Linked DNA regions of Homo sapiens: region 2 is linked to region 1. Evidence: chromatin loops called from intact Hi-C (ENCODE). Cell type or tissue: IMR-90. All regions are shown on one strand. Each heading gives the region's core, and the rest is flanking DNA. Links, peaks and the distances in the headings are about the cores only.

The links. Hi-C counts contacts between places; a loop is a spot of excess contacts. Peaks named below come from ENCODE experiments on the same cell type or tissue, not always from the same donor. Only the 100,000 strongest peaks of a DNase experiment are listed, where the experiment ranks them.
Region 2: it touches region 1 in a loop (5-fold over the local background); 2 of 110 quality-filtered maps call a loop at or near these places.

What each region holds. Positions count from the first base shown.
Region 1 is chr4:74,502,907-74,508,287 of GRCh38, reverse strand. No RefSeq gene overlaps it. Among named protein-coding and RNA genes, the nearest start is that of AREG, 60 kb to the right of the region's middle. RefSeq lists an enhancer at 3,928-5,127. In IMR-90, for the core only: no CTCF peak of the experiment used is centred there; DNase peaks (open chromatin) are centred at 2,487 and 4,567; H3K27ac peaks cover 755 bases.
Region 2 is chr4:74,573,995-74,579,375 of GRCh38, reverse strand. The region is part of intron 2 of LOC107986229 (a long non-coding RNA gene); the gene reads left to right. LOC124900716 (a long non-coding RNA gene) reads right to left here. Exons shown (of 2, transcript XR_007058141.1): 2 at 1-491. Among named protein-coding and RNA genes, the nearest start is that of AREG, 130 kb to the right of the region's middle. In IMR-90, for the core only: no CTCF peak of the experiment used is centred there; no DNase peak of the experiment used is centred there.

The DNA of each region.
Region 1 (5,381 bases), core at 199-5,198:
TCTCATTGGTTTCAAAGAACATCTTTACTTCTGCCTTCATTTTGTTGTTTACCCAGCAGTCATTCAGTAGCAGGTTGTTCAGTTTCCATGTCGTTGTGCAATTTTTAGTGCGTTTACTAATTCTGAGTTCTAATTTGATTGCACTGTGGTCTGAGAGACAGTTTGTTGTGATTTCTGTTCTTTTACATTTGCTTAGGTATGTTTTACTACCAATTATGTGGTCAATTTTAGAATAAATGTGATTTGGTGCTGAGAAGAATGTGTATTCTGTTGATTTGGGGTATAGAGTTCTGTAGATGTCTATTAGGTCCACTTGGTCCTTGGTCCAGAGGTGAGTTCAAGTCCTGGATATCCTTGTTAACCTTCTGTCTTGTTAATCTGTCCAATATTGACAGTGGGGTGCTAAAGTCTCCCAATATTATTGTGTGGGAGTCTAAGTCTCTTTGTCCTTTCTAAGGACTTGCTTCAAGAATCTGGGTGCTCCTGTACTGGGTGCATATATATTTAGGCTCTTTAGCTCTTCTTGGTGAATTGATCCCTTTACCATTATGTAGTGGCCTTGTCTCTTTTGATCTTTGTTGGTTTAAATCTGTTTTATCAGAGACTAGGATTACAACCCCTGCTTTTTTTTTTTTTTTTTTTTTTGCTTTCCGGTTGCTTGGTAGATCGTCCTCCATCCCTTTATTTTGAGCCTATGTGCACCTTTGCACGTAAGATGGGTCTCTTGAATACAGCACACTGATGAGTCTTGACTCTTTATCCAATTTGCCAGTCTGTGTCTTTTAATTGGGGCATTTAGCCCATTTATATTTAAGGTTAAGATTGTTATGTTTAAATTTGATCCCATCATTACGATGTTAGCTGGTTATTTTGCCCGTTAATTGATGCAGTTTCTTCATAGTGTCAATGGTCTTTACCATTTGTCATGTTTATGCAGTGGCTCATACCAGTTGTTCCTTTCCACGTTTAGTGCTTTCTTCAGGAGCTCTTGTAAGGCAGGCCTGGTGGTGACAAAATCTCTCAGCATTTGCTTGTCTGTACAGGATTTTATTTCTCCTTCACTTATGAAGCTTAGTTTGGCTGGATATGAGATTCTGGGTTGAAAGTTATTTTCTTCAAGAACATTGAATGTTGGCCCCCACTCTCTTCTGGCTTGTATGGTTTCTGCCAAGAGATCAGCTGTTAGTCTGATGGGCTTCCCTTTGTGGGTGACCCGAGCTTTCTGGCTGCCCTTAACATTTTTTCCTTCATTTTAACCTTGGTGAAGCTGACAATCTTGTTTCTTGAGGTTGCTCTTCTCAAAGAGTATCTTTGTGGTGTTCTCTTTATTTCCTGAATTTGAATGTTGGCCTTCCTTGCTAGGTTAGGGAAGTTCTCCTGGATAATATCCTGAAGAGTGTTTCCTAACTTGGTTCCATTCTCCCAGTCACTTTCAGGTACACCAATCAAACGTATATTTGGTCTTTTCACATAGTCCCATATGTCTTGGAGGATTTGTTTGTTTCTTTTCACTCTTTTTTCTCTAATCTTGTCTTCTTGCTTTGTTTCATTAATTTGATCTTCAATCACTGATATCCTTTCTTCCACTTGATTGAATCAGCTATTGATGCTTGTGTATGTGTCACGAAGTTCTTGTGCCATGGTTTTCAGCTCCATGAGGTAATTTAAGGTCTTCTCTACACTGTTTATTCTAGTTAGCCATTCATCTAACCTTCTTTCAAGGTTTTTATCTTCTTTATGTTGGTTTAGAACATGCTTCTTTAGCTCAGAGAAGTTTGTTATTACTGACCTTCTGAAGCCTACTTCTGTCACCTTGTCAAACTCATTCTCCGTCCAGTTTTGTTCCCTTGCTGGTGAGGAGCTGTGATCCCTTGGAGGAGAAGAAGTGCTCTGTTTTTTGGAATTTTCAGCTTTTCTGCTCTGGTTTCTCCTCATCTTTGTGGTTTTATCTACCTTTGGTCTTTGATGTTGGTGACCTAGAGATGGGGTTTTGGTGTGGATGTCCTTTTTATTGATATCGATTCTATTCCTTTCTGTTTGTTAGTTTTCCTTCTAACAGTCAGACCCCTCAGCTGCAGGTCTGTTGAAGTTTGCTGGAGGTCCACTCCAGACCCTGTTTGCCTGGGTATCACCAGCAGAGGCTGCAGAACAGCAAATATTGCTGCCTGATCCTTCGTCTGGAAGTTTTGTCCCAGAGGGACACCTGCCTGTTTGAGGTGTCTGTTGACTCCTATTGGAGAGGTGATTCCCAGTCAGGCTACACGGGGTTCAGGGACCTGCTTGAGGAGGCAGTCTGTCTGTTTTTGGAGCTCAAATGCCATGCTGAGAGAACCACTGCTCTCTTCAGAGCTGTCAGACAGGGACATTTAAGTCTGTAGAAGCTGTCTGCTGTCCTTTTTTCTACTATGCCCTGCCCCTACAAGTGCCTCTATAGAGGCAGTAAGCCTTACTGAGTTGTGGTGAGCTCTGCCAAGTTTGTGCTTCCTGGCCTCTTTGTTTACACTGTGAGCTACTGAAGCGTCAGCAATGGCGGATGCCCCTCCCCCTGTCAAGCTGCAGCCTCGCAGGTTGATTTCAGACTGCTGTGCTAGCAGTGAGCAAGGCTTCATGGGCATGGGACCTGCCGAGTCAGGCACAGGAGGGTATCTCCTGGTCTGCTTGTTGCTAAGACTGTGGGAAAGTGCAGTATTTGGTCAGGAGTGTACCATTTCTCCAGGTACAGTCTGTCATGGCTTCTCTTGGATAGGAAAGGGAAATCCCCTGATCCCTTGCACTTCCTGGGTGAGATGATGCCCCACCCTGCTTCAGCTCACTCTTTGTGGGCTGCACCCACTGTCCAGCCAGTCCCAATGAGATGAACCAGGTACTTCAGTTGGAAATGCAGAAATCACCCATCTTCTGCGATGATCTTGCTGGGAGCTGCAGACCAGAGCTCTTCCTATTTGGCCATCTTGGAAGCGACCCCTCTATTTTGAGTTTTTAAAGAAAACCCCATACTGTTTTTCAAAATGGCTGTACTAATTTACATTCCCACCAACAGTACGCGACAGTTCCCTTTTCTTTTTATCCCCACCAACATTTGTCTTTCTCTTTTTGACAAGAGCCATTCCTACGGGTATGAGGTGATATCCCATTGTGACTTTAATTTATGTTTCCCTGGTGATTAGTGATGTTGAGCATTTTTCCATATACCTGTTGGGCATCTGTATATCTTCTTTGGAGAAATGTCTATTCAGGTCTTATGCCCATGTTTAAATGGGATTTTTTTTTCTTGCTATCAAGTTGCTTTATTTTTAATTATTATGGTCACATAATAGTTGTACATGTTTTGGAGGTACATGTGAAATTCTGACCCAAACATACAATACATAATGATCAAATCGGGGTAACTGGGATATTCATCACATCAAGCATTTAACATTTCTTTGTGTTACGAACATTCCAATTCCACTCTTATTTATTTTGAAATATACAATAAATTATTGTTAACAATAGTCAGCCCATTGTGTCACTGAAAGAATATTAACCCCTTACTAGATGTGTGGTTTACAAATATTTTCTTCCATTCTATAAGTGGTCTCTTCACTCTGAAGTGGGTGTGTGTGTGTATATATGTGTTTGTGTGTGTGTATGTATGTGTGTTCTGTGCAGAAGTTTTTAGTTTGATATAATCCCATTTGTCTATTTTGCTTTTGTTGCCTGTGCTTTTGAGATCATATCCAAAAAACTTTGCCCAGACCAATGCCATTGAAGTTTTCCCCTATGTTCTTCAATATGCATTTTTCAAGCGGATGAATAAAGTAAAAAAAAAAAACCTATGGAAATTATGTGCTGTGTTTTCAGCATTATAATTACCACAGAGTTAAATATTTTGGTTGGCCCTGAGCCATCTACCAGACAATGTCCTTTCTGCTTCTCAGAAGTTGCAATTTAAGGTGGAATTCTAAAGCTGAGAGACAAGTTACATATCAGGACTAGTGGTTTAGTTCAGATCAAAAAGTATGTATTGAGCATAAACTATGTGTTAGGCACTATTTTAATTTCTGGAGTACAAAAGCAAATAAAAATATGATCTGTGCTCTTTAGAAACTTACAATCTAAAGGCAGATGAGCACACAGTAAATTTAAAGTTACTATGGCAACTATAACAAAAGGCATTTATATTAGTTAACTTAGCAGGGTCATTTAACAGAGGGAAAGCTACCTAGTACAGAGGGCAACTAAAATTTGTCTAGAATTATGAAAGAAAATTATTCAAATGAGAAAAAATAAAGGTGTAGGGAACTGCATGCAAAGGTGCATATAGCTAGAAAGGTGTGGCATTTCTGATAAAATAGAGGTCATTTAGTTCTATCACTACATGCAGTAAGAGTTGGACACTGCAGGAAGTGGGACTAGAAAGGCAGAAGTGCCTCCATCAAAGAAGTGAATGCGTCATTTCCCATGGCTCATTGTAACTACTCTCTGTGTGTCATGACTAACAATGTAATGACAAGCATAAAGAGTGTTATTCTTTCAGGATTGGTAGGGAAAAGAGGAAATGGACCTTGGTCAGCATCCCTGGAGAAGTCTTCCTACACACCATCTCAGGTCCTGATGCAATGAATTATCTCATATCTTCCCCAAAGTACCATCTCATTCAGTGAAAAGCTGAGTCGTTGGAGTGGGGTTGCCTTCATGACCCCAGACAAGCAGATCCACCAGTATGTAATTCCAGCTTGAGAGAGCTGCAGGCATATAACTCCAATCCATGAAAGCTGAGGCATGTCTCACAGCTGTGGGGAAGAGCCTCCCAAACCCATGGGGGCCCAACCTTGCACAGAAAAGCTGCAGGAACAGAACTTCCACTCAGTGGGTCCAGAACGTGAGACCTCTGTCCCAATGAGTATAGAGGGTAGAGTATTGGATCAAAGAAGATTATTCTGAAGCCTCAAGATTTAATGTTGCATGTGCTGTTGGATTTTAGACCTGCCTGGGAGATGTCATTTCTTTCTTTCTTTTTTTCATGTCTCTCCCTTTTGGATGGGAATTTCTGTCCTATGCCCTGTCCCACAGTTGTATTTTGGAAGCACATAACATGTTTGAATTCACAGGTTCAGAGCTGGGGAGCTATTTGCCTTAGGATGAATTCTATCTTGAATATTACCCATATCAGATTTAGATGATATTTATATGAGACTTTAAATTTTTGAGTTGATGCTGGTGTCACTTAAAACTGTCGGGGCTATTGGGATAAAATAAATCTCTCTCACACGTGAAAATAAAATGAACTTTGGGGTTCCAGGGGTAGAAGGCTATAGTCGGGATATTTTTGTACCCCCAAAATTCATATGTTGAAATCCCAACCCCCAAAGTGATGGTATTAGGAGGTGGTGCTTTTG
Region 2 (5,381 bases), core at 102-5,101, 71 kb before region 1:
GAGTCATGAGCTTTGAATGTGGGAGAAAGGTGCCATGATCCAAAGAATGCATGTAGCCTCTAGAAGCTAGAAAAGACAAGAAACAGATTATCCTCCAGAGCTTCCAGTAGAAAAGCAGCCCTCCTGACACCTGAATTTTAGCCTTGTTCACCCATTTCAGTCTTCAGACCTCCAGGACTATAAAATGATAAACTTATGTTGTTTAAAACCGTAAGTTTAGCCGGGCGCGGTGGCTCACGCCTGTAATCCCAACACTTTGGAGGCCGAGGCAGACGGATCGCGAAGTCAGGAGATTGAGACCATCCTGTCCAACATGTTGAAACCCCATCTCTACTAAAAATCCAAAAAGATTAGCCGGGCGTGGCGGCGCGCGCCTGTAGTCCCAGCTACTCAGGAGACTGAGGCAGGAGAATTGCTTGAATCTAGGAGGCGGAGGCTGCAGTGAGCCAAGATCGCGCCACTACACTCCAGCCTGGCAACAGAGCGAAACTCTGTGGAAAAAAAAAATAATAATAAGTTTGTGGTAAATTTTTATAGCAGCAATAGGAAACTAATACATAAATCAGGTCTGTCTAACCCCCATGTTATAAAACCATATGACAATACAGGCATTTTCACCAACTCACACACTGGTTGGTTATATAAGGCAAATTCAACTGAAGAAAAGTAATAATCTTCATTTTGTTACTGTAGACCATATTGACTCTGCATATTTGAAAACTACTTCATGAAACATGATTTCTGTTTCCACTGTTTATGTTAAGGAAGTGTGTTCTCTCAGTGAGTTTCCCTGGATGAAGTTATTTGTTTTCTCTGTCCATAATAGATGATTAATTTATTTAAGGATGAGTAATAAGCAATTTTTGTATTGTACTCTGTCATCTGTACTTACTGTATAACTACTTAATCTGCTAGTTTTAACAACCATATTGATTTAGCCACTCAAGTTAATCCCTTTCTGTGTATGTTTTGAAAGCATATAGGTGAAAACCCAGCTATAGTTAATGCATCATCAAAATAAGTTTACCAACCAGGACTATTATAATCATCTTTATCAGCAGTCTTCTTTCAGCAGGAAAATTAGTATTAGATTCTTTTTCCAAATGCCAGTCCTCTGGTAAGGGCGTCTGAGGTGAATTTTCATTCTTTTTTTTTTTTTTTTTTTTTTTGAGACGGAGTCTTGCTCTGTCGCCTAGGCTGGAGTGCAGTGGCGTCATCTCGGCTCACTGCAAGCTCCGCCTCCCGGGTTCACGCCACTCTCCTGCCTCAGCCTCCCGAGTAGCTGGGACTACAGGCGCCCGCCTCCTAGCCTGGCTAATTTTTTTTGTATTTTTAGTAGAGACGGGATTTCACCGTGTTAGCCAGGATGGTCTGGATCTCCTGACCTCGTGATCCGCCTGCCTCAGCCTCCAAAAGTACTGGGATTATAGGCGTGAGCCACCGCTCCTGGCCAATTTTCATTCTTTAAGGGGAAGAATTACAGTGTGTTCATATGCCTTCTATTTCAAAAATTGAAGTTAGGAAGAGATGGAAATCTTCTGAGGGAAGGTGACTAATGCTGGCAAAGCCTCCTGTCATTTATCAATTATTTATTGGGGACCTATTATGAATAGTAGGAGCTGAGATGACACTGCTATACATGCTAGACAAAGAATAGAGTTTACTTTCAAGGGTGGGAGATAAAAAATGAACATATAAAAACATAAAAATCAGAAGAAGTTCTATGAAGAAAGACTAGCAAAATTGAAAATGAATGTGCTTGTGAGATTAGCACCTAGCTTCAACACACAAAACAGAACAAAAAGTGGCCAAATAACTCTCAGAGTTAACTCATTTCATTATGAGTATGTCAACATGAACAATTTAGATTTTATGTCGAGCAAAAGCAGAAAAACCATTAACTACAGATCTTTCATCTTGGCTTATCTGTTTAGTTGACATAAGCAATCAGTAATAGTCTTTTCCCAACACCTCTTCATACCAATAACTGGGTCTCACAGTGACAATGGCAGGGAGACAAACACTCCAACATGACTTGCTGGATTTGTCCCTCAGCACCAAGTGGTGAGGGTTTGTCTTGCTGTATCTTTTAGTCTATGCTAGAAAGTTTCTCTTGAATGTTTCCATTGAATGTAGCATATGTAACAAAAATACCATCAAATTTGAAGGTAGTTTTGGTTGTCTGACCATCAATACTTCTTCCTTGGGCACCATTGAGACGAATCATTAATATTTCAAAGAGAAGCTCATTTGAGACATTGAAAAATATACCCTCAGCCTCCAAATGGAGTTTTTATGTCCCTTTCAGCTAAAAAGTGATATATTGGTTATCTGGAAAAGAAGTCTTGCCCCATTTAAACCTCATCCACTTCTCTAAAGATGAAGTCTCAGGTTGTTCACATATCTTTAAAAGTCTGAATAAGCAACAACCACAATTGATTTATTATTTTCTATCTGTACTCTTTAATAACATAATCAATAGCATTTTGATGGGTTGCCTGACATTTCATCATGAAGCAATCTTCTAATAAGGATTGTGTGTATAAGGATATTGCTAAGTGGCCCATCCACTCTAGCTCCCTGGAAATAGCTTGAGAACAAAGATAAGCCTGGTTTTATCCAAAAGTGTTAAGAAAATATTTTTTTTCTTTTTGCCTTTACTTTGTGTTTTATATTCTGTCAAAATCGGCACTATCTTCCCTCTGTAGGAGGGACTGTACTTTGTTTTCTTTCATTGCAATGGGGTAGAAATCGTCCTAGTACTTCTGCCTGAAGTTGTGATTCAATAACCCCTTTAGGGTTTATCTGATCCAATTAGAAGTCATGAACCTTAAAAATCTTCTGGTGGGCAGATCACTTGAAGTCAGGAGTTCGGGACCAGCCTGACCAACATGGAAAAACCCCATCTCTACTAAAAATATAAAAATTAACCAGGTGTGGTGGTGCATGCTTGCAGTCCCCAGCTACTCAGGAGGCTGAGGCAGGAGGGTTGCTTTAACCCAGAAGGCAGAGGTTGCACTGAGGCAAGATTGTACCACTGCACTCCAGCCTGAGTGTCACAGTGAGACTCTGTCTCAAAAAAAACAAAAAAAAAAAAAAAAAAGAAAAGAAAAAACATTTTTTGGTGGGGTTAGGGGGACAAAGAATGGAGATGTCTTCTTCTTTCATTGTTTCACTCAGACAAAACTTAAGGGCCTATGGCAAACACCCAACACAATGTTCTCTATTTCTCTTGTTGAGGACAATGATAGGCCTTCAATCTTTTATGTGTTAGAAGTTCATTCAAGCATATGAATATATGCCTGTGTATATCCATTCAACAAATACTTTTCTAAGCATGAGGGACATAGGAGTGAATATTATTAGAAAAATCCCTGACCTCATAGAGACTATGTCCTGACAAAGGTGTTCTTTTCATAGGGAATGTGCTGATCTTACATATTCATCTGCTCTCCTTCTTTACTGCAGATGTGTGGAATGTCATTTGGAAGGGGTCCAGAGACATTGGAGAATTTTATTTAATCTCATCTTATTTTCTGGGAGAGGGAAAAGCCATTACACTGGATTGTGAGGGAGATCTCAGGCCTTTAATAGAGTATCTTCCAAATATTTTTCTGCAATAGCTGATTTCTCTTTTACTGCTTTTCATTACTCAGATCAAATTAGCTAAGCAAAAGGGGGAAATTAAGTGCCTGGAAGGATTTGGGATTCCAAGGGTAGAACTTGGAGGTGTACTGGACAGACAAATGATGTGGATCTCTCTGTCTCTCTGTCTCTTTCTCTCTCAACTTTGATTCTGTCTACATTAACCTTATTCTATCCGTATGCAGGCAGGCTTTCTTCAGGTGTAGCTCATGGGATTTGGTGCAATGTCTTACACAGAGTACATGCACTGTACCTCTAGAGAATGAGGCAAGTTTTGAATGGAGCAAACTTCCATGCTCAAGGGGTAAAGGGGGCATAGCTATGGAGAGCTCTAAGTGTATAATTCTGTTTAGTGACCTCAGACTATGCACTAAAAGTCTGTATATAAAAGCTCAGCTTTTGCTATCTGTCTATCCCCAGGCTAGACCATGTGGTCATGATCACATGAAGTAGGGGAGGCAGGCACCATTCCCAGAGAAAAGGATGTTTTCACCTGAAAAGATGGGAACTGGATACTAGGAAGATGTTGCCAACTCTCTCCTACAGCATCACTGCTCTGTAGGGCCGATGGGACAGGATTGTCTTTGCTGCAAGTGGATGGAAGCAGTTTGGTCCTTTTCTATCTTGGTGCTTTTCAAAATATAGTCCCATCAGGATGCATCCCCACTGCACCCTCAGTGCCTGGAACAGTGCATTGCACTGGGTATGTAGCAAAAAGTTGATTGACTGAATGAGGAGGAAACTCCTAGAGGATATTGTCTATGAAAACAGGAAAGTGAACCATGAAAGAGGAAGACAAAGTCTGACAAACAAGGGATACAACAAAGGATGGTGGGGATAGAAATCACCAAAATCATGGTAAGGTAGCAGGCCTTGAGATTAACCAAACTAGACTGGGGCAGATCAGAAGGACTGGAGAGAGATTATAGGAAGGTAAAATTGATAGGCTACTTAACGTACTTAATATTTGAATACATGGAAAGAAGATTAACACAGCTGGAGAAGAGTTTCCATAAGTTCGTGATAAATAGAAAAATTGGCAAAGGAAAATGAGATAGAGCCTTGGGATTCAAAAGAACTTAAAAGTGGAAAAAGTCAAAAAGAAAGAAAAGATACTCAAGAGATATGAAATGGCTCCACTGCCAAAAGCATCTCCATCATCATAACAATGTAAACAGTGGATATCAATCTGCTTGTTATCACATCGGGAGACAGCAGCAGGAGTGTATTCACATGTATGGTGTGACTGCAGGTAGAGTATGAGAAAAAACAAAACCTTTATTATCTGCAGCTGGAAGCCAACATGTAGGGCTTAGAACTGAAATAATATTAAGCAATATAAATAAGCATGCTAGCTAGTGATATGGAATTTTTTTATTTTTTTAAATTAGTTTTTATGTATTATTATTATTATTATTTTATATGGAGTCTCTCTCTGTTTCCCAGGCTGGAGTGCAGTGGCATGATCTTGGCTTACTGCAACCTCTGCCTCCCAGGTTCAAGCAGTTCTCTTGCCTCGGCCTCCCAAGTAGCTGGGATTACATATGTGCGCCACTACACCTGGCTAATTTTTGTATTTTTAGTACAGACGGGGGTGTTGGCCAGACTAGTCTTGAACTCCCCACCTCAAGTGATCCACCCACCTCTGCCTCCCAAAGTGCTGGAATTACAGATGTGAGCCACCACGCCCAGCCAAAAATTTTTAAAAAATCAAACAAGTTGGAAATAGTTGCTTT